2 separate regions of the Homo sapiens genome follow, and region 2 is linked to region 1. Evidence: chromatin loops called from intact Hi-C (ENCODE). Cell type or tissue: endothelial cell of umbilical vein. All regions are shown on one strand. Links, peaks and the distances in the headings refer to the core of each region. The heading gives the core; the rest is flanking DNA.

Region 1 (10,505 bases), core at 1,332-9,331:
CCTAAATACATTATTTTTTTCATTTTATGAATGGTATACCAAATTTTTTACTGTTAAGTACTTATGTGTAAATAGGTGCAAGAAATGGATTACTTATTGATAGCATATAAATTCAGAGTCAGGAATGGCCGGGCACGGTGGCTCATGCCTGTAATCCCAGCACTTTAGGACGCTGAGGCAGGCAGATCACTTGAGGCCAGGAGTTCAAGACCAACCTGGCCAACATGGTGAAACCCTGTCTGTACTAAAAATACAAAAATTAGCTGGGTGTGGTGGCGCATGCCTGTAATCCCAGCTACTCGGGAGGCTGAGGCAGGAGAATCGCTTGAACCCAGGAGGTGGAGGCTGCAGTGAGCCAAGATGGCACCACTGCACTCCAGCCTGGGTGATAGAGTGAGACTTGGTCTAAAAGAAAAAAAAAGGAATGTTGGTGATGCCAACCCACCACAGATTGTCCACCCGGATGGCTGAGATAGGGACACCTTTGCTTTCTGCTGCTCCATGTGCACAAACTTTGTTTCATGCACAAAATTATTTAGACTATTCTATATGATTACCTTCCAGCTGTGTGTATAAGATGTATATAAAAGAGATAAATTTTGTGTTTAGACTTGGGTCCTATCCCCAAGAAATCTCATTACATATAAATTTACAAATATTCCAAAATTTAAAAAAAGCAAAATCCAAAACACTTCTGGTCCCGAGCATTTCCAGATGAGGGATACTCAACCTGTATTTACAAAGGTGAGGGCAGGGTATATAGAAATCAGGGGTAATGAGTCCTCTCAGGGGTAGTATAGCCAACCATAGTTACCATCCCTAGGCTGGAAGGGGAGAATGGAGAGGTATTCTCAGAGCCAGGTGGGCTGTGTGAGAAAAGCCTCTGGCAGGGGCTGAAGTCTTTGTTATTTATTTATTTTATGTTCTTTTTTTTTTTTTTTTTTTTAGAACCAGGGTCTCGCTCTGTTGCCCAGGCAGTGGGCATGCAGTGGCATGATCATAGCTCACTGCAGCATCAAACTCCTGGGCTCAAGGGATCCTCCTGCCTCAGCCTCCCAAGTAGCTGGGACTACAGGTATATGTCACCATACCCGTTAAGAAATATTTCTTTATTTTTTTTTAAATAGAGACAGGTTCTTGCTATATTGCCCATGATGGTCTCCAACTTCTGGACTCAAGCAATCCTTCCACCTTGGCCTCCCAAAGTGCTGGGATTACAGGCAATAAGCCACTGGGCCTGGCCCAGGGCTGAGGTCTTTAGATGAGTGATGAGAGAGGCTGACTTGCCTTCTGCCCTCCAGTCTCCTGAAGATGCTTCCCATCAGCCATGCCCAACAGGAAGCCAGAGGGTAAGGGAGCCCCTTCACACTGTTCACAATGTCAGCTTCCAGGCCCAGGGCAGGGGGCAGGGTAAATGGGAGATGTCCAGCATACTGTCCAAAATAGCAACACACACACTCCTATTCCCCTTCCTTGCTTTATTTTTAGCACTATTTAACCTATGACACATTTTACTTATTTTTGTTATTGGGTTTTTGTTGTTTATTTTTTGTTTTTCTTTTTTGAGACAGGGTCTTGCTCTGTCACCCAGGCTGGAGTTCAGTGGCGTGATCATAGCTCACTGCAGCTTCAACAGCCTCAAGCAATCCTCTCACTTCAGCCTCTGGATTAGCTGAGACCACAGGTGCATGCCACCACACCTGGCAAATTTTTTTTTTTTTTTTTTTTTTTTTGGAGAGATGAGGTTTCCCTATGTTGCCCAGGCTGGTCTCAAACTCCTGGGCTCAAGCGATCCTCCCACCTGGGCCTCTCAAAGTGCTGGGATTATAGGTGTGACCCACCGCACCCAGCCTTACTTTTGTTTCTTGTCCATCTCTCTTCACTGGAGTGTAAGCTCCACAAGATTGGGGCTTTTCTGTATTCATTCACTACTATATCCTAGTGCCTGAAAGAGGGCATGTGTTCAATAACAATTGTTTGAGTAGATAAAGTTGCTACCTAGATGTGGCAGGCAGAATAATGCCACCAAATATGTCCACATCCTAAACCTGGGATCTGTGAGTATCTTAGGTTATGTGGCAAAGGGGTTTAAGATTGCCAATGGAATTAAGGTGAATTAGTAGACCTTAAAATAGGGAGATTATCTGCAGGGTGGAGGGTGGGCAATGGAATCACTAGAGTCCAGAAAAACAAGGGTGAGGGGATCTAAAGATGCTACACTTCTGGTTTTGGGGATGAAGGAAGGGACCACAAGCTACAGAATGAAGGCAGCCTCTAGAAGCTGGAAAGGACAAGGAAAGATTCTCCCCTAGAGCTCCAGAAAGGAGAGCAGCTCTGTTGACACCTTGATTTTAGCCCAGTGTGACCCATGTCAGACTTCTGACATCTGGAACTGTAAGATGAAAATATATCATCTTAAAATCAGTGTTGGGCTAGGCATGGTGGCTCACACCTGTTATCCCAGCACTTTGAGAGGCCAAGGTGGGAGGATCGCTTGAGTCCAGGAGTTCAAGACCAGCCTGGGCATCATAGGGAGACCTGTCTCTACAAAAAGAAAAAGAAAAAAAAATAGTATTTTTCTAAGCCACATTAGTGGTAACTTGTCATAGCCACAAGAGGAAACCAATACACTGATCTCTGTTCTTAATCCAGGAGCACAGGCTCTGGAGCCAGTTGAGGCTGCTTTTTGGCTCTTCCTTAGGGAGAGAGCTTGCACCTTCTTTTTCTGTGTAAATGAAACTATTAAATATTGTTTCTTCCTGGGGAGGGTGGGAAGTGGGTGGTGTTAGATGTCAGGGTTTGGAGAGCTGGTGATTCATGGGACACTCACGACTCAGAGCCTGGCCTCCAGTAACCAGGCTGATTGTAGACACTCAGTAGATATTTGTGGAAGGATAAATGTATTTCATCAACTGATGTTCCATAATCGATTTCATCTCTCCTGGTTTTAGGACACTAAGGGGCCCCCTTCCTTTCTTTGCCAATAGTAAATACAATTTGAGAATCTGTGCATACAGGGGTGCTTTTGTTTTTGTTTTGAAATTAGTTTTCTGGCTGGGTGCCGTGGTTCACACCTGTAATCTCAGCACTTTGGGAAGCCAAGGAGGGTAGATCACTTGAGGTCAGGAGTTCAAGACCAGCCTGTCCAACATGGTGAAACCCCATCTGTACTAAAAACACAAAAATTCATGCTCACTTCAGCAGCACATATACTAAAAACACAAAAATTAACTAGGCGTGGTTGTGGGCGCCTGTAATCCCAGCTACTCGGGAGGCTGAGGCAGGAGAATCACTTGAACCTGGGAGGTGGAGGTTGCAGTGAGCCAAGATCACACCAATGCACTCCAGCCTGGGTGGCAGAGCAAGACTCCATCTCAAAAATAAATAAATAAATAAATAAATAAATAAATAAATAAATAAATAAAATAATTAGTCTTCTATTTCTTCAAAGCAAGAGCCTCGCCAGGCTGCAAGGCTGGTGCTCTCCACACATGTAGTGTGTATGGTAGTCAGCTGCCTTCTGTGCAGGGCTGCTCACTCACCCGGCAGCTGGGCACTCCTTGGCACAGGAGCCCCCCACGTGGCTAGCCAGGCTGGGGCTGGAAGGTGGGAGTGGAGAGGAGGCAAACTAGAGGCTGTGTGGGAAGGTGCTTTGATGAATTCCCTCCCTGGGCTGGGCTTCTACACGGGTTCCTCCACCTGGGCATGGGAACTGGGGGAGGCTAAAGGGAGGGAGAAGGAGGAGTGCCAGTGGTGGTGCCGGAAGCCTCTCCCTGATGCAAGAGAAGCCTTGAGGCCAGTTCAGCAACTCAGAGCGGTGCTGGCCAGGGCGAGAGCATCGAAACCTCCCTCCCTCCCTCCTGATGCGCGTTCAGGATCTGCAGTCCGGAGGCTGCACACCACAACCTATGCAGGGCAGTGTGGGTTTCCCCAGACGTCTGGGGAGGTGGGAGAGCCTGGGCCTTGAGAGGGCAGGGAACTGAGGAAGCAAAAAAGCAGCTGCAGCCTTCTGCAGCCCGCTCTCCAGGTGGCACCCAAGCCCACCTCTGTGCTCCTGGGAGCTTGGTGCCCCTAAAACCCTCAAGGTTGCAACTCAGAGAGGATTGGGAAGCAAAGCCAGCAGGAGAACAAAGGATGCTTTGCCGGAAAGGGAGGCACCTTCCACGAAGGCCTCCGGGGCCTGGGGAAGTGACTCACTGGGCCCGGGGATGGACCCACCCATGGGGGCTCCGCGGGCCCACAATAGACCCATAGGATAGGAAAGGCACTGTCAGCCTCCGGCCTCTGGCGGGCGCCTCCCAGCCCACCCCCGCGAGATCTGGTCTGCGTCCAGCCCGGGGCCCCTGGGGATAGGCCCTGTTCTCGTTAGGCTCTGCCAGTCGGGACCGCCACCGCCGCTGCTGCCACCTGGGGCTGTGGGCGCGGCCCCTTCCGCCAGCCCTCCCTCCCCTTGGCCCTGCGGGGACCCGGGCTCCCCAGTTCTCGGCAGAGCCACACTACTCCTCTGCCAGAGCGAGGCCATCGATGTCACCCGAAGGTGGCGTCAGGCTCTGTCCCGAGGCTCCCCGGAGGCCTGTGATGGGGACTTGGAGAGAGCCCTCGTTGCGAGCCCCGGCTTCCCGGGCAGTTGCACAACCTCCCCCAATTATGCTCCGTGCAGTGTGTGGCAACCGGGCGAGAATTCCAGGGCCTTGTACCTACTCGTACCAATCTGCCTTCCCGCTGTTTGGCTGCAGGGCCAGGCGTGGCTCTGTGGGCCCGGGGAAATGGGGGTGTGTCCGCGTCCAGGAGGGCGTGGCCCGCGTCAGCCCCGGGAGCAGCAGCCCGGCCCTGCTGGTGCAATCGGCTCGCCCCAAACCGCAGCTTCCTCGGGGGCCCTGAACCGGGTCCAGGACACAGAAAAGGGAGCTCTGGTGACATCCTAGACACGGGCTTTGAGCAGCAGGCCTGGCCCAGCTACGGCTGGTGACGCCGTCCAGCCAGGGATGCGCGGCCTGGGTTCTCCCGCGGGCAGGACGGGAGGCCTCCCGGGCCCCAGCGTGGCTTGGGCGTCCCTGCCCCTCCCAGGCTCTGCTTTTTAAGACTTTGGCCTGGTTTGTGATTTCTGTGTTAAGAAGGATCCTAGGAGGAGGCCCTGAAGACCTAGCTCTTATTCCACGGCCATGGCTCCGGGTCCAGGAACAGCATTGTCCTGTGGGGCCTGGGCGCTGTCGGGACTGGCTGTTCTGTGTAATGGAAATAAAGACAAAACCCCAAATGCAGCTGACCCCTAACCCCTCTCCTTTGTGTGTCCCCGGGAGTGTGCCTGCCTCTTTCTCTGGGTCTCTCATTAGAATTTCACAGAAGCTTCCTTTGCTATGGAGACGCTAGTCTTGAGGCCTGAGAGGTGGTTCTCTCTACATGCAAATCAATGCATTTGGGGTAATCCATGTTCAGTGTCATGACGAAGTGGAAAACTGCAATGTGGTCTCTCTTCCTGTTAAATTTACAGAGCTTCAAGTACACAATTGAAAGTAAACAATTCCTGGCTGGGCGCAATGGCTCACACCTGTAATCCCAGCATTTTGGGAGGCCAAGGTGGGAGGATCACTTGAGGCCAGGAGTTCAAGACCAGCCTGGCCAACAAAGCAAAACCCCGCCTCTACTAAAAATACAGTAATTAGCTGGGCGTGGTGGTGCACACCTGTAATCCCAGCTACTCGGGAGACTGAGGCACAAGAATCGCTTGAACCCAGGAGGCAGAGGTTGCAGTAAGCCAAGACTGCACCACTGCACTCCAGCCTGGGCAACGGAGTGAGACCCTGTCTCACAAAAAAAAAAAAAAAGGAGAAGAAAAAAAGTGAACAATTCCTGTGCATAAACAAATGTCTGCTCCAAGCCTCATGAGCTATCTTGCCCTCCCAAGCACCTGCAGTGCTTGGCATATGCTGGCCACCAATAAGTGGTGCTCTTGGGTGGTTGTGAAGATAAGGATCTTTGCAGGGAAGCAGGGACCCTTTAAAAATCAACATCCAAAGCCTCAACAGATACATCAGCGCCCCTTTCCAAATCATGACTTTTCCTCAAAAAGCAAAAACTCTACTCAACATATCCTTCCACTGGGGGTGGAGATAAAAACACAGAAAGTTCTCTTTCCCTGAGGGTAAACAGCTACCAACAGTCAGTCATGCCTGGATGCACAACCTCAGGGGTGGGCCCCTCCTGGATGCACAACCTCAGGGGTGGGCCCCTCCCCAGGAACGAGCCCCCAACTCTGCCTGCAGTTCCTAGGTCTGCAGAGGTCACCATGGGCCTGGCAGGGCTCTGCTTGTCTAGCTTTGGGGCTTGCAGGAAGAGAGCTCCTGAACCAGATCCAGGGATTAGCCTGGGATGTGGCGGGGTAGGCTTCTCTGGGGCTGGGGTTTCCCTTCCAATGAAAGCTCACAGAGAAATGTCCCTGGGCTTACAGAGGCCATGGCTGCGAGAACTCGCTGGTTGTGAGATCCAGAAAGAGCAGAGACGCGCTCTTCTTTTCTGACTTTCAACCTTCCCTGGGGTTGTGTTCCATTTGGGTCACCTTAGAAAACTCTGGTGCTTCTAAGAGAACATCAGCGCTAGTCTTGGTGCTGGCAGGAAGCTGCCCTTAGCTGTCACCAACACTTTTTTCTTTCTGTTAGTCCACAAAGCATTACCTTACCTCACCGGTCCTCCAGAGAACATCGGGGCTGCCTAGAATGTGGTGACAGGAGTGAACTCTTAATGGAAAGGGGTTCTGGAGGGAATGTTTCTGTGCCTCTCTGCCCTAGTTGGTGAATTTAGCAGTTTAACCTAAATACAGTTGTTCCTGGATAGACCTTCCTCCAAGCAGGTGCTCTAGACCATCTTTTGTCTCGGGCTTTATGTTGGACGTTAGAGCTTTATCTTTGTGATGCCTTTGTAGGTTTCTCTGGATACTGACAAGAAACTTCATTTGATCTAATGAGAAACTTCTCACTAATAAAGGCAGGAGCTGCTTTTGACACATATGCATTAATATCATCTTTCTATTCTTACCATTTTTTTTTCCTGTTTTTGAGAAGGAGTCTCACTCTGTCACCCAGGCTGGAGTGCAGTGGTGAGACTTCGGCTCACTGCAACCTCTGCCTCCCAGGTTCAAGCGATTCTCCTGCCTCAGGCTCCCGAGTAGCTGGAACTACAGGCACGCACCGCCATGCCTGGCTAATTTTTGTATTTTTAGTAGAGACAGGGTTTCACCATGTTGGCCAGGCTGGTCTCGAACTCCTGACCTAAAATGATCCACCCACCTTGGCCTCCCAAAGTGCTGGGATTACAGGTGTGTGCCACTGCACCTGACCCTTTTCTTACCATTCATTCTAAGCAAATCCATTTGTAGAAAATTTTAAAATTTGTGGCAGTTAACGATGTGGGCTTTTACCCTATACAGTGACCCAGACTCTTCAGTGCAGGTAACTCCACATCAAATCTTCCATCAGAGATAAGACAGCTGCCAGCCCCTGATCTCCAGGTGAGGGCAAGCCCTCTCTCTACAAGGAAACTCCTCCTTTGGGCGGGGTTGGGGTGAGCAAAGAGAGCCACCCACATTCTCATCACACATGTGACAAGACCAATATTACTTGGCTGACTTGAGCCTTGTGGCTAAACACATTGCCTACCCCCCTTGAGATGGCCATCAACCTGTGACATCCTACTTCCTACAACAGCTACATCAGCCCAGATGTCAGACTCCATCCAGGCCAGCGGCTGCCTTCTCTGGCCATCAGTTGTCCCTCTAGCTCTGTCTAGACCTCCCTATTGTTTTGAACTGAGGCAGATTTCCTGCCTCCAACTGAATATCCCCTGGCAGTTTCCCATTTTTGTATTTTCCACCTTGTCATCTACTTAGGAGAAATTGAGTATCTTCCAGGGCCAATGCAGCCATTTTCCTGTCTCTGGAGAATCAGGAGGGAAGGCAGGGCTTGATGGGATGGGGCCATCTTGGCAGACAGCATTGCCTCGAGAACATGGGTTGGCCTCTAGGGAGGGGAAGTGGGCAGGCTCTGCTAGGCTTAGTCAAGTTAAATATTATCTTGGTCAGTGGCTCAATGGATATAGTTTCCCCATTTCTCACATCTGTGCTTCCCTTTTTTTTTAATTAATTATTTTTTTATTTTAAGATGGAGCCTCGCTCTGTCGCCAGGCTAGAGTGCAGTGGTGCGATCTCGGCTCACTGCGACTTCTGCCTCCCGGGTTCAAGCGATTCTCGTGCCCCAGCCTCCCGAGTAGCTGGGACTACAGGCACATGCCAGCACACCCAGCTAATCCTTTTTTTTTTGTATTTTTAGTAGAGACGGGGTTTTGCCATGTTGGCCAGGCTGGTCTTGAACTCATGACCTCAGGGGATCCACCCACCTTGGCCCCAAAGTGCTGGCATTACAGGTGTGAGCCACCACACCCAGCCATGCTTTCTCTTTTTAATTTTATTTATTTTGAGACGGGGCTTGCTCTGTTGTCTAGGCTGGAGTGCAGTGGTGTGAACATGGCTCACTGCAGCCTCAACCTCCTGAACTCAAGTGATCCTCCCACCTCAGCCTCCTGAGTAGCTGGGACTATAGGCACATGCCACCATGAGTGGCTTATTTTTAAATTCTTTTGTAGAGATGGGGTCTCACCAAATTGCCCAGGCTCGTTTTGAACTCCTGTGCTGGAGCAATCCACCCGCCTCAGCCTCCCAAAGTGTTGGGATTACAGGCATGAGTCACTGTGACCCGCCCACTTTCCTTCTTTTGAATGTTAGTGGTTTGGTCCACAGATATACATGTATGCAACACCAACGTAGTGCAACATGCTCATCACAGCCTGAACACTTGAGTCCAGGCTTGGGGGTCTGGAGAGGTAAAGGGAGGCCATGCCTGCACCATTTTCCCCGCCAGATCTGCCAACAGCATGTGCACTGAGCGCCTAGAGACAACGCTGCTGCTCTCTGGTCAGTCCTCAAATCAGGAAGCTTTGGGATTTGGGACTTGGGATGTTAAGGTCCTACTCAGTAGCCACACCAGGTCCCAAGTGTGGGGAGTGGTGGTTCCCGAGGACCAATGCTGGAGTACCTGATTGTGGCTGCTTCCGTGAATTACAAACCAAGGGCTAGAGCTGTAATTTATAAAATATCCTTTATTTATTCTAAGGAACAGTCAAGCAGTAGCTTTAAAAAAAAAAAAAAAAAAGACACATTTTTTGAAAGATATTCTTAGTGTTGTGACCTGGCATTGGGCCCCTGTGAGCGGGACGGTGGCTGAGACCGCCTGCTGTGGCTTTGCGAGTTCTCTGCACTCACTGGCAGGGGTTTGGTGGGAAACGGGGAAGCTTTGGCATGGTTCTGTCCAGTTGCTTATAATCAAGAATAATGAGTTTTGAGGTTTACAAAGAGCAGAAGTAACATTTATACGGCTGGCATTTGACAAAAGATTGCTGATAATATACTCATTCCAGGAAGTGTAAAAATGCTTTAAAGGAATGATAATTTGTACTTACTGTTTATGGGGACTAGATATATTAGAATTATAGCATCATTATGGGGACATAGTGTTTCCCTATAAATTCAGAAATTCTCTGGTTGATGTAAAATCATACTTCCTGGTTTTACTTAATTAGTAAAGAAATAAATAAATTAGAGTAACATTTAGTCAGGTAGAGTTACTCCTTTTTCCCCTTCTTTATTAATAAATTTTATTTTTAGCACAATCATTTACCCAAAAAGAGAGTTTGAGAATGTTCGAGAATCTCTACCACTCGGTAACCATGCTGGCTGTTATATCAGAAAAATCCATAAACATACACAGCAGCGAGCTGTTTTCACAAGACTTCCTGCTAATAAACACAACACTTTCTCCTCCACTCAGATGGGAGCCTCAGATGCCAAAACGCAGATGTGCCAACTAACTATAGGCTCGTTGCTAAGCAGAGAAACCTATCAAGTTTGTCCAGCAAATTCGATTGTACAGTGGGATGGCGTCTGCTCTGCGGCCTTGGACAGGGAGCCACTGGTCTGTGCTGCTGTCCCCTGAGGCAGGTCGAAGCTGGTGGCCCTTAGAGGGCAGGTAAAATGGTTCTCATGGGTTAGAACATAAGGGCTTTGAGAAAAAATGCAAAAGGTCTCATTGAAATTGGAGGCCTATGTGAATCTGTTTACATGGAGGCATACTGAGATCTCGTTCTGTGCTTAGGTGAACTGCAGGTCTCACGCTGGCTGCATGACTTGGTGCCCCCTGGCTGGCTGAGCCACTGCCTGCCACCTTCTCATACCATTACGTGGGGGTCTAAAGAGGACATCATCCCCAACCAAAGAATAGTGAGAGAGAAAATCCCAAACATTTGAGACAGGGTTCAAAAGCACCCAGACGCCTTCTGTCTCTTTCCCAGTTCCCATCTGGCTAGGGACTGTGAATCAGAATTCAGAATCTGTGCTGCCCTGAGGGGACAGGCACCCAAATGCAATAAATAACACCAAGCTCAGGACCCAGCCACTGACC
Region 2 (10,505 bases), core at 1,724-9,723, 180 kb before region 1:
GCTCGGGACTCACGGTAAAAGTGTAATAGCAAAACTAAATTAATTTCACGGTAATTTATCATCCCTAAAATTTAAAGTGGGAGGAGGTGAAGGGTCTTTCCATCGTGTGCCTTCTCCATGTCTTCCAACAAAATGAAAGGCTAAGATTTAGTAAAAGTAAACTAAAATGTGGCCTATCTGTGTAAACTTGGCATTCATTTGCTTTTTTCCCCCTAAGCCCACAGGTCGGTCCTTCTTGACATATTTGGCCAAGCTTACAGACGTTGAGCTCCAACAGCACTGACACTTTCAGAAGATTGGGTTTTTAGATTAAGCAACTGTGGCTGACAGTGAGGACCTTTCCAAAGCACCAGCCACCAGCTGGCATGGCTGCCCAGGGCAAGCGGGACCTTCCATAACCCGCTGGCCTGCAGTGCCCAGAAAGCTGGAGGCGCCCCATTCCCTCCCAAATCAGTCCCCTTTGCTCAGTCTGCCATGTGACAAGGAAGGGGCTGTGGGGCCCCATCTGTCCCAGCCATCACAGAACAGAGTAGGACTGCAGAGAAACAGGAAACAGATTGCAACCCTTGCATGGGTTTCTGACTTCGTATCAGCCCGTCCAAGATTCCCCTCATATTGCATTATATTATTTCATAGACTGACGTGCCAGGAAATTTTTCCTCTTTCTTTACCCCACCTTCCAGGAACGGCTGGAAAATCATCTTCAATCATTTCACCTGGAAGTCTCCCAAGAGGACATGAGTATCCTGTTAAGACATCCTTTTATGTTTTCAGTAGCTTTGCAGTTTTGTCTTTGGTATGTTTTTGCAGTATTGTGCTTTTCCTTCATTTTTTCCCCTGTGATTCATTAGTCTTTCTCCTGTTGTAGAGGGTTATAATTATATCCAAATTAATAGTCAAGAAAGCATTCACATTTAGGATAGCAGTTTTTCTACAGGAAATTAGGTTAGCTGCTTTCTTTCCCAGCAAAACCTCATTTTGTTGGGTTTTTAATTTTTTTCCCCGATTTCTGAAATAGCTTTATTGTTTTCATCTGTTTATATATTGAAATACATACTGTTTGGAACATCTTATGAAAATTCTGAAACATGGAAAGAGGTTAAGAAAGACTACCCATAACTTCACTTCACGGAGACAATTTCTTTTCTCATTTGAGCTAAATCATTCCGGTCCTCTTTAGGTAGCCAGAAATACAACTATCTATATGTGTGTAGATAGTTACACTCTCTTTTTAGAATACTCGGAGCTATACCCTCTTCTTAGAATAAATACTCAGAACTCCCTCAACCAATACCATCCTAACTTAGCCCAACTTTAACTTAAGGACCACAAACCACAAGTGGGCCTGTAGCACGGCTCAGCAACACAAATCCATCTCTCCAGTTGGCTCACTCTGCCACTCTCCAAAACTGGTGTTTCATGCCTTCTCCTTCAATCATCAACACCCTTTCCCTTCCTCATGTTTCAGTAGATGACCTTGTCTGTTTCACTGAGAAACAAGAAGCAGTAAAATGAGAACTGTCTCATCATCCAGCCATGAAATCAAAAACACCAGCCTCCCCGCCTCTGTTCCCACCCTGGCTCTCCTGGGGCTGTAAGCAGCCCCTACTCACACACTGCGCCCCATCTCTCCTCCCGCTCAGTGGCTCATCTCTTCATTCTCCCACTCATTGCTTTTTCTCTCAACTCCTTGCTTCCCAGCAGCATAAAAGCATGTTATACTCTCTCTCTTATTAAAAGCACTTCTTGGCAGGGGCAGTGGTTCACACCTATAATCCCAGCACTTTGAGAGGACGAGGTGGGCGGATCACTTAAGATCAGGAGTTTGAGATCAGCCTGGCCAACATGGAGAAACCTTGTCTCTATTAAAAATACAAACATTAGTGGGGAGTGGTGGTGCATGCCTGTAATTCCAGCTACTCGGGAGGCCAAGGCAGGAGAATTGCTTGAACCTGGGAGGTAGAGGTGGCAGTGAGCTGAGATCATGCCACTGCACTCCAGCCTGGATGACAGGGTGAGACTCCATCTCAAAAAAAAAAAAGCACTTCTTGTATCATGTCTGCCCCGTCTATAACCACGTTTCCCTGCTCCCCTTTATGGCAAAATTTCTCAAGAGTTAGATAGACTTACCATTTCTACTCTGTATTGACTCTGTTTTCTCATTTTCTAGATTCTTCATGCTCAAGCATTTGCGGGCCTTGATCCTGGAGAGACTGCCCCTTCCAGCACTAGAGATAATTCCTAGAGATAGCCAAGGACTCCCCTGCAAGCATGCCTTTAACATACAAACCAACCAATCCAGAGCCCAACCCACAACCATCTCCTTTATCAAATTCTCACACACCAAGCCAATATTCCCCATGTACTAAGTCACCCCAGGGCCAGGTACAGGACAACCAGAGATCTTTCCTATAGCCCAGAAACAGCTGGAATTATTCAGACCATCCAATCCTAGGCATACTCAGTGTCTCTACCTTGACTCGCTCAGGACTGGAGACAGACACTGGTCCCGGGGATGGGAGCCACCCCCAGTCCAGTAGTAGGAAGCTTATTCTTCTGTACACAGTGAAGCTGTCTCCTCTTCCATCACAACTCCCTGCTGGGGTCAGTGTCCTCTTCCAGGTCCCTCTGATGATGGTGTCTGCCATTGTTCTCTCTTTAAGCAGAGTGTTTCAGCTTTAGTATGGTCATTCTTCATTTGTTCTGTTTACAATATATTGCTAATCAATATAGATTAGAAACAGGCAAAATTTTTCTTTTGGAATTTCAAGTCAAAATTTATTTATTTATTTTGAGATGGAGTCTTGCTCTGTCACCCAGGCTGGAGTGCAGTGGTGTGATCTCTGCCTCCCGGATTCAAGTGATTCTTCTGCCTCAGCCTCCTGAGTAGCTGGGACTATAGGCATGCACCATCATGCCTGGCTAATTTTTATATTTTTAGTAGAGATGGGGGTTTCACCATGTTGCCCAGGCTGGTCTCGAACTCCAGACCTCAAGTGATCCAGCTGCCTTGGCCTCCCAAAGTGCTGGGATTATAGGCTGAGCCACCACACCCAGCATTCACATAGTTCTTTAGGCCTTTCCTATATCAGCACATGCTAAACAGCATGGAAGGAGGATGTCCGGCCTTGTGTTGCTGGCTTATATCTGAGACAGATGTTGTGCAAATAACTGTTAGCAATTCAGGTTTGATTTCATTGTCGAAGTGATTTGGGGTCTAAAAGTTTGGCACCATGGGATATGTGAGAAGTGTGTGTTAGGCACATTTCTTTTTTCTTTTTTCTTTTTTTTTTTTTGGAGACGGAGTCTCGCTCTGTCGCCCAGGCTGGAGTGTAGTGGTACGATCATGGCTCACTGCAACCTCCGCCTCCCGGGTTCAAGCCATTCTCCTGCCTCAGCCCCCCGAGTAGCTCAGATTACAGGCATGTGCCACCATGCCTGGCTAATTTTTTTTGTATTTTTAGTAGAGATGGGGTTTCACCATGTTGGCCAGGCTGGTCTCGAACTCCTGGGCTCAAGTGATCCGCCCACCTCGGCCTCCCAAAGTGCTGGGACTACAGGAGTGAGTACCACATTTCTATCTCTGCTTTGTGGTGGCTGCTCCATCAGATTAGTTAGGCTTCTTGGAAATAAAAGATTTGGGTGCATGGAATTATATAGAGAGGCTAATGAGGGTAGAAGGACAATGTACAGCATTTTAAAGACTTAAAAAGGAAGAGAAACTGTATTTTAAACTTGAGTTAGCAATATTATAAGCAAATTGGTTTTTTTTTTTAAAGAAACCTACAGTAGATTTTATTTAAAACTGAATATTTAACGGTTTATTGGGTAAGCCCAAAGGCTTGAAATTACACGTCTATGAATTTAGGCCTTGCGTTTTTGACACCTTGGATCCTATTCTCCTTCCTTTGCTATTTTTTAACTTACTGCAACAGATGAGGGGCTCTTAAACCATCTGTTAACCTTTCTTTCTCCTTTTCTTAACCGTGTAGAGTTGCTCAAGGCAAGAAGACCCGGTGCCAGCAAGACTGAAACAAAAAAGCAAAAGAGGTGAGCATGGAAGAGATCATTGGGTTTGACATTTCAACGCTTGGGCCTATTAATTTTTTATGCCCTGCTACTTGTATATCGTTAATAAAAATCTGACGAAAAACTTTTTAGGATGTATTTGTTGCTTTGGCTTTGATCTTAATGTTTGCAAACTAATACATTAATACATGTGAAGCCTTAAGGAGTTTTTCTAAGAGAATATTTCCATACATTATATTTTCATTTCCATTTTAGGTAGCTGAGCCTCTGTGGGGTTGCAGATGGTAGTGGCATTCGATTTTGGTGGGAAATGTATCTCTTTGCCTGCCGTTAAATGTTACTTCTCAGACAAAACGAAACCTTGTCATCAGTCTTTTACCTAAATTCACTTCTGCAAGAGCCCCACACCTCTAAGGTGGTGTTGTCATTTCAAATTCTTCATTCTAAAAAGATACGTGAAACTCCATTCAGTTATTTGCGATAGTAAAACCAGTCCCAGATCATCTAATAGCAGGGATTGCTGTCTAATTATTAAAATTTCACTTGGATTAGGCTACAGAGATCAGCTCAACTGAACATCATTATTTTTTTTTTTACCCCTTTTTAGGTGTCTGTTCCCTAGTAGCAACATCTGTGACTGAGTTGTGACAAACTCAAAAGTTAAGCCAACACACACGTGTCATCTTTTTATTTATATGTTACCTCTCTGCTCCCAAATATAAGACACAGTGATGGCATGAAAAAATGTTCACAAAAACCCTCTAAGCAACAAATGAGATTTGAGGATCTAATGAATACTTGCATTATATTCGAAAATTTACTTTATAAAATAAGTAGACATGAAACTTGAATGATTACTTATTATTTTATGCCTAGTGTTCCACTATTGGAACACCAAGCCTGTGGGAGTTATTTATATCCTACTGCTCAAGGTCAGCGCCAAGGTCTGATTTTTCACTTATGCAAAAATTCAAAAAATTGCAACCTCCAGCATAAATGGGTTAAAAATGATCACTAACCCAATTTTAAACAGTTCGTGGGTGAATAGACTATTACAATGACCCTCTCAGTTGCACATTACTTTAAAGTGACTGCGAAACTCATTGAATATTTACGATTTATGTTGAGTATAATACTACCTTCAATAGTTTTTGAATTTTTATCCTTGTAAGTAATGTTTGAAATGTCTGTCATTTTCTAATTTATGAGTAATTAATTATTCTGGTAAATGTTAAGTACCTTTTTTTACAGGAGAGTGTATGGAAAGAAAAAGTATACTACACAGAAAAGAAAAATTAATTCAGATTAACCATTAAAATAAACACTGATCAGCATGATGATTATTATGAAAATTTCTTTTACTATTGTTCCCCAAAAGATGGATGAAATTCTTATCAATATGGTTATTTTTTTAGATCCACTAGAGGGAGTAATGCTGTACAGATGTGTATTTTTTAATGAAAAAAATTTGTTTGTTACTGAGTTTGTAAATAAAATTTTGGTAACAGTATTATCAAAATTCACCAGCCATGGAGTTGAGTGTGGCTTTTTATTTATGACTTTTACTAGATGACAGAGGGGAGCTCTATACTTCCACGCATTTGTCCTATTTCTTTCTCTCTCTTCTAATGTAGTTCCTTAATTTTCTAATTCTGCGTATTGTCCTGAGGCAATATTGATATGCAAATAAGCTTTAGCATTCAAAAACTGAAGCTTTTGAGATTCTGACTTTCATTTCCTAGAGATTCTGTGTTTGGTACAGTAGCTCCACGACAGGGAATAAATGATTACAACTTCGTTTCCATCACAGCTTTTAAAAGCAAGCCTTCTTCTGACTCAGAACCTGCTCCCGGACCTCCCCGTGGTCTCCCTGGACTGGTGCTGTGACTCTGGGGGAACGCCAGGGAAGGAAGAGAGGAAAACCTTGTTATTGATGCTAAATGATACCCTCTCAAACAAGAGAGTTCTTCTCATCTTCTGTTTTCTATGAAGCAAGGATAATAAGAAGCTTCAAATTGGAACATGTTTTATTTTTCAAAACTTAAAGAGCTTAAAGTAATTTATACACACGCTTTTAAAAATTTTAAGAAGTACTGAAAGGCTTGCAGTGAAAAGCTCGTCTTCTGCTCCTCAGAGCGATCACTTTGTAAAATGAAATTTTTATTGAGGTAAAATTTACATATGGTGAAATACGTACACAGACTTTAAGTCTTCAAGCCAAGTGGTTTTGATAAAAATTGGTGCAGTGGTGTAACTACCGCCACGTTCAAGACACACATCATTTCTATCACCCCTGAAAATACCTTCACGCCCCTTGGCCATGCTATACAGGAAAGCAAAAGTAATTCACCATAATGACCATGAAAATGACCACTGAGTAGAAGAATTGTTATGGAAATATCTTTTACTATTGTTTTTAAAAGATGAAATAGTTATAAATATGGTTATATTTTGGATCCACTAGAGGGAGTAATAAAGTCCAATTGATCAATTTTTTATTTTATCTCGTGTTTTTGATATCATTCTTCAAGAAACCTAAGATCACTGATTTACTCATGCTTTCTTCTAAGAGTTTCACAGTTTTAGCTCTTACATTATAGTCCATGATCCATTTCAAGTTTAATTTTGTGTATGGTGTGAGGGAAGGGTCCACACATACTTTTACATGTGGCTGTACAATTGTCCCAGCAACATTCGTTGAAAAGATTATTCTTTCCCCCATTGGATTGTTTGGGTACCCTTGTTGAAAAGCAATTGATAATGACTGTAAAGGGTTATTTCTGGACTCTGAATTCTCTTCCATTGATCTAAATGTCTCTCCTTATGTCAGCACCACACTGTCTTGAGTATAGGAGTTTTGTATTAAGCTTTGAAATCAGGGTGAATAAGTCCTCCAACTTTGTTTTTCATTTCCAGATTGTTTTTGCTATTCTGTGGATTTTGCATTTCTATATGAACTTTAGATCAGTTTGTCAATTTCTACAAAAATATCCAACTGAGGTTTTAATAAGGATTGCATTGAGTCTTAGATCAATTTGTGGAGAATTGTCATCCTAATAATACCAAGTCTTCCAGCCTTTGAAAATGTAATGTCTCTCTCCATTTATTTAGATCTTCTTAATTTCTTTCAACAAAGTTTTGTAGTTTTCAGAGTGTAAGCTTTGCACTTCTTTTGTTAAATTTGTCCCTAAATATTTTATTCTTTTTGATTCCATATTGTGAATGGAACTGCTTTCTTAATTTCATTTTAGATTGCCATTGTTAACGTATAGACATACAATTGATTTCTCTATGTTGATTTATCCTGCCGCCTTGCTGAATTCATTTATTAGTCATTTTTTAAAAATAGATTTTTTAAAGGATTTTCTGTATATGAGATTATGTTGTCTGAAAATAAAGATAGTTCTATTTCAGACTTTCGAGTCTGGGTGTCTTGTGTTTCTTTTGCTTGCCTAACTTCCCTGGCCAGAACCTCCAGTACAACATTGAAGAGAAGTTATAAAAGTAGGCATCTTTGTCTTGTTGGCAATCTTTTGCTTAGCCGAGGTTTAAAATTTTGATGAAGTTCAACTTCCAATTTTTTTTCTCTTACAGTTAGTGTTTTTTGTGTTCTAAGAAATCTTTGCCTACTTCAAGATTATGAAAAATTTTTATATGTTATGTGATTTATCTTATAAGTTTAGGTCTATGATACATTTCAAATTAATTTTTGCATATGTGTGAGGAACTAAGTGAGGTTCTCTTTAAAAATCCATAACCGGCTGGGTGCAGTGGCTCATGCCTGTAATCCCAGCACTTTGGGAGGCTGAGGTTGGTGGATCACCTGAGATCAGGTGTTGGAGACCAGCCTGGCCAACATGGTGAAACCCCATCTCTACTGAAAAATACAAAAGTTAGCCAGGCGTGGCGGGCGCCTGTAGTCCCAGCTACTCCGGAAGCTGAGGCAGGGAGAATTGCTTGAACCCGGGAGGTGGAGGTTGCAGTGAGCCGAAATTGAGCCACTGTACTCTAGCCTGAGCCACAGAGCAAGAGTCTGTCTTAAAAAAAAAAAAAATCCATAACCATATTTATATATAAAAAGACATGTAGATATAGAAATCCAGTTGTTTCTTATCATTTATTGAAAAGATTATTCTTTACTTCATTGAATAACATTTGCATCTTTATTGAAAAATGAACTTATACTTACCAGGGCTACAAATATATAAAAGTTATGCTGGCCTCATAAAGTGAGTTTGAAAGCATTCTTTCCTTCTCCATTTTCTGAAAAGGTTTCTATAAAATTGGTATTATTTTTTCCTTTAAAGTTATTGATAAAATTTACCAGTGAAATAACATGGGCCTGGAGTTGTTTTGTGGGAAGATTTTTGATTATGAGCTCAATTTCCTTTATAGATAGAAGTCAATTCAGATTTTCCATTTCTTCTTAAATGTCCTTTGGTAAATTGTGTTTTTCAAGAAATTTAACCACTACTTAATTGTCCTTTTACTTAATTGGGCTGGAGCCATCTTCCCATCTCAGCCTCCGAAGTAGCTGGGACTACAGGCATGGGCCACCATGACAAGCTAATTTAACTTTTTTTTTTTTTTTAATAAGAAATGATGTCTCACTATATTGCCCAGGCTGGTCTTAAACTCCTGGGCTCAAGCAATCCTCCTACCTCAGCCTCCGGAAGTGCTGGGATTACAGGCATGTGCCACCATACCTGACCTTTCTCTTTCATTTCTGATGTTGGTAATTTGTGTCTTCTCTCTTTTTTTCTTGATTAGTCCTACTTATTTTTATCAATTTATTAATCACTTCAGGGAACTACATTTTGGATTTGTTATTTTTTTCTTTTTGTCTGTTTTGTATTTGTTTTTCTTTAACTGGCTTCTTAAAATATTAACTTTAAATGTTGATTTTAATTCGTTCTTTCCTAACATAGACATTTACATTGTAAATTGCTCTCTAAGCACAGCTTTAACTATGTTTTCTAACTTTGTGTGTTGTTTGAATTATCACTCACTTTTAAATACTTTATAATTTCCATTGTGTTTATTCTTTGAGCTGTAGTTTGTTTGGAAGTACCCTGTTTAAACATTTGGAGATTTCCTAGATATCTTACAATTATTGACGTAATTGTAAGACGTAATTGTATATTGTGTGGTAAGACCATCCTCTCTTTTGACATTCATTGAGACTTATTTTAAGGCCCAGCATATGGTCCTATCTTGGTGAATGTTGCACATGAATTTGAAAACAGTGTACATTCTGAATTTGGTAAGAATGGTGGTCAGTAAATGTTAATTAGATAAAATTATTTGATAGTGTTCTTTAGATTTTCAGTTTATGTGTTCTATCAGTTACTGAGAGAAGGGTGTTAATATAGCCAACTGTGATTGTGAGAGGCTGTTGACTTGACCCTTTACTTCTTTTCTCAAGATTTTTTTTAGTTTTCAATTTTTGTGGGTTTATGGTAGGTGTGTATATTTATGGGGTACATGAGATGTTTTGATACAGGCAAGCACTACGTAATAATCATATCACGGAGAATGAGTGATATGGTTTGGCTGTGTCCCCACCCAAATCTCATCTTGAATTGTAGCTCCCATAATTCCCATGTGTTGTGGGAGGCACCCGGTGGGAGATAATTGAATCATGGGGGCGGTTTCCTCATGGGGAGGGGTAGTGAATAAGTCTCACGAGATCTGATGGTTTCATAAGGGGAAACCCCTTTTGCTTGGCTCTCATTCTCTCTTGCCTGCAGCCATGTAAGATGTGCCTTTCACCTTCCACCATGACTGTGAGGCCTCCCCAGCCACATGGAACTCTTAGTCCATCAAATCTCTTTTTCTTTACAAATTACCCAGTCTTGGGTATGTCTTTATCAGCTGTGTAAAAATGGACTCATACAATGAGGTATCCATCTTCTCAGCATTTATTTTTTGTGTTACAAACAATCCAGTTACACTCTTTTGGTTATTTTAAAATGTACAAACAAGTTATTATTGACTATAGTCATCCTGTTGTGCTAACAAATCATAGGTCTTATTCCTTCTTTCTATTTCTTTTTTTATACCTACTAACCATCCCCACTTCCTTCCCACTCTGCCCCACTACGTTCCCAGCCTCTGGTAACCAACCTTTTACATTGTGTCCATGAGTTCAATTGTTTTGATTTTTAGCTCCCACAAATAAATGAAAATATGTGATGTTTGTCTTTATGTTACTGGTGGAAGGTATCTGAATCACACAGCACCAAAATATGTTACCGGTGGTGAATCCATATCCGTGAGGTTCTGCAGCAACCTCAGTTCTTGCCTCCTCAGAAGAAAGAATTTGAGGAGCATAAGGCAGAAGGAGAGACCAAGGCAAATTTTGGAGCAGGAGTGAAAGTTTATTAAAAGCTTTCAAACAGGAATGAAAGGAAGAGAAGTACTTGGCTACTTGGAAGAAGGCCAGTGGGCAACTTGAAAGGCAAGTGTGCAGCTCA

The links. Hi-C counts contacts between places; a loop is a spot of excess contacts. Peaks named below come from ENCODE experiments on the same cell type or tissue, not always from the same donor. Only the 100,000 strongest peaks of a DNase experiment are listed, where the experiment ranks them.
Region 2: it touches region 1 in a loop (7-fold over the local background); 2 of 110 quality-filtered maps call a loop at or near these places.

The regions. Positions count from the first base shown.
Region 1 is chr19:33,814,386-33,824,890 of GRCh38, reverse strand. It overlaps KCTD15 (potassium channel tetramerization domain containing 15), which reads right to left. Exons shown (of 7, transcript NM_001129994.2): 7 at 9,130-10,505. Among named protein-coding and RNA genes, the nearest start is that of KCTD15, 23 kb to the right of the region's middle. RefSeq lists enhancers at 3,563-4,557, 4,436-4,635. In endothelial cell of umbilical vein, for the core only: no CTCF peak of the experiment used is centred there; DNase peaks (open chromatin) are centred at 4,150 and 4,700; H3K4me3 peaks cover 975 bases; H3K27ac peaks cover 1,780 bases.
Region 2 is chr19:33,993,886-34,004,390 of GRCh38, reverse strand. LOC105372371 (a long non-coding RNA gene) reads left to right here. Exons shown (of 3, transcript XR_935921.3): 2 at 684-796; 3 at 3,993-4,153. Among named protein-coding and RNA genes, the nearest start is that of SUNO1, 94 kb to the right of the region's middle. RefSeq lists an enhancer at 382-883. In endothelial cell of umbilical vein, for the core only: a CTCF peak has its summit at 5,441 (motif pointing right); no DNase peak of the experiment used is centred there; H3K27me3 peaks cover 140 bases.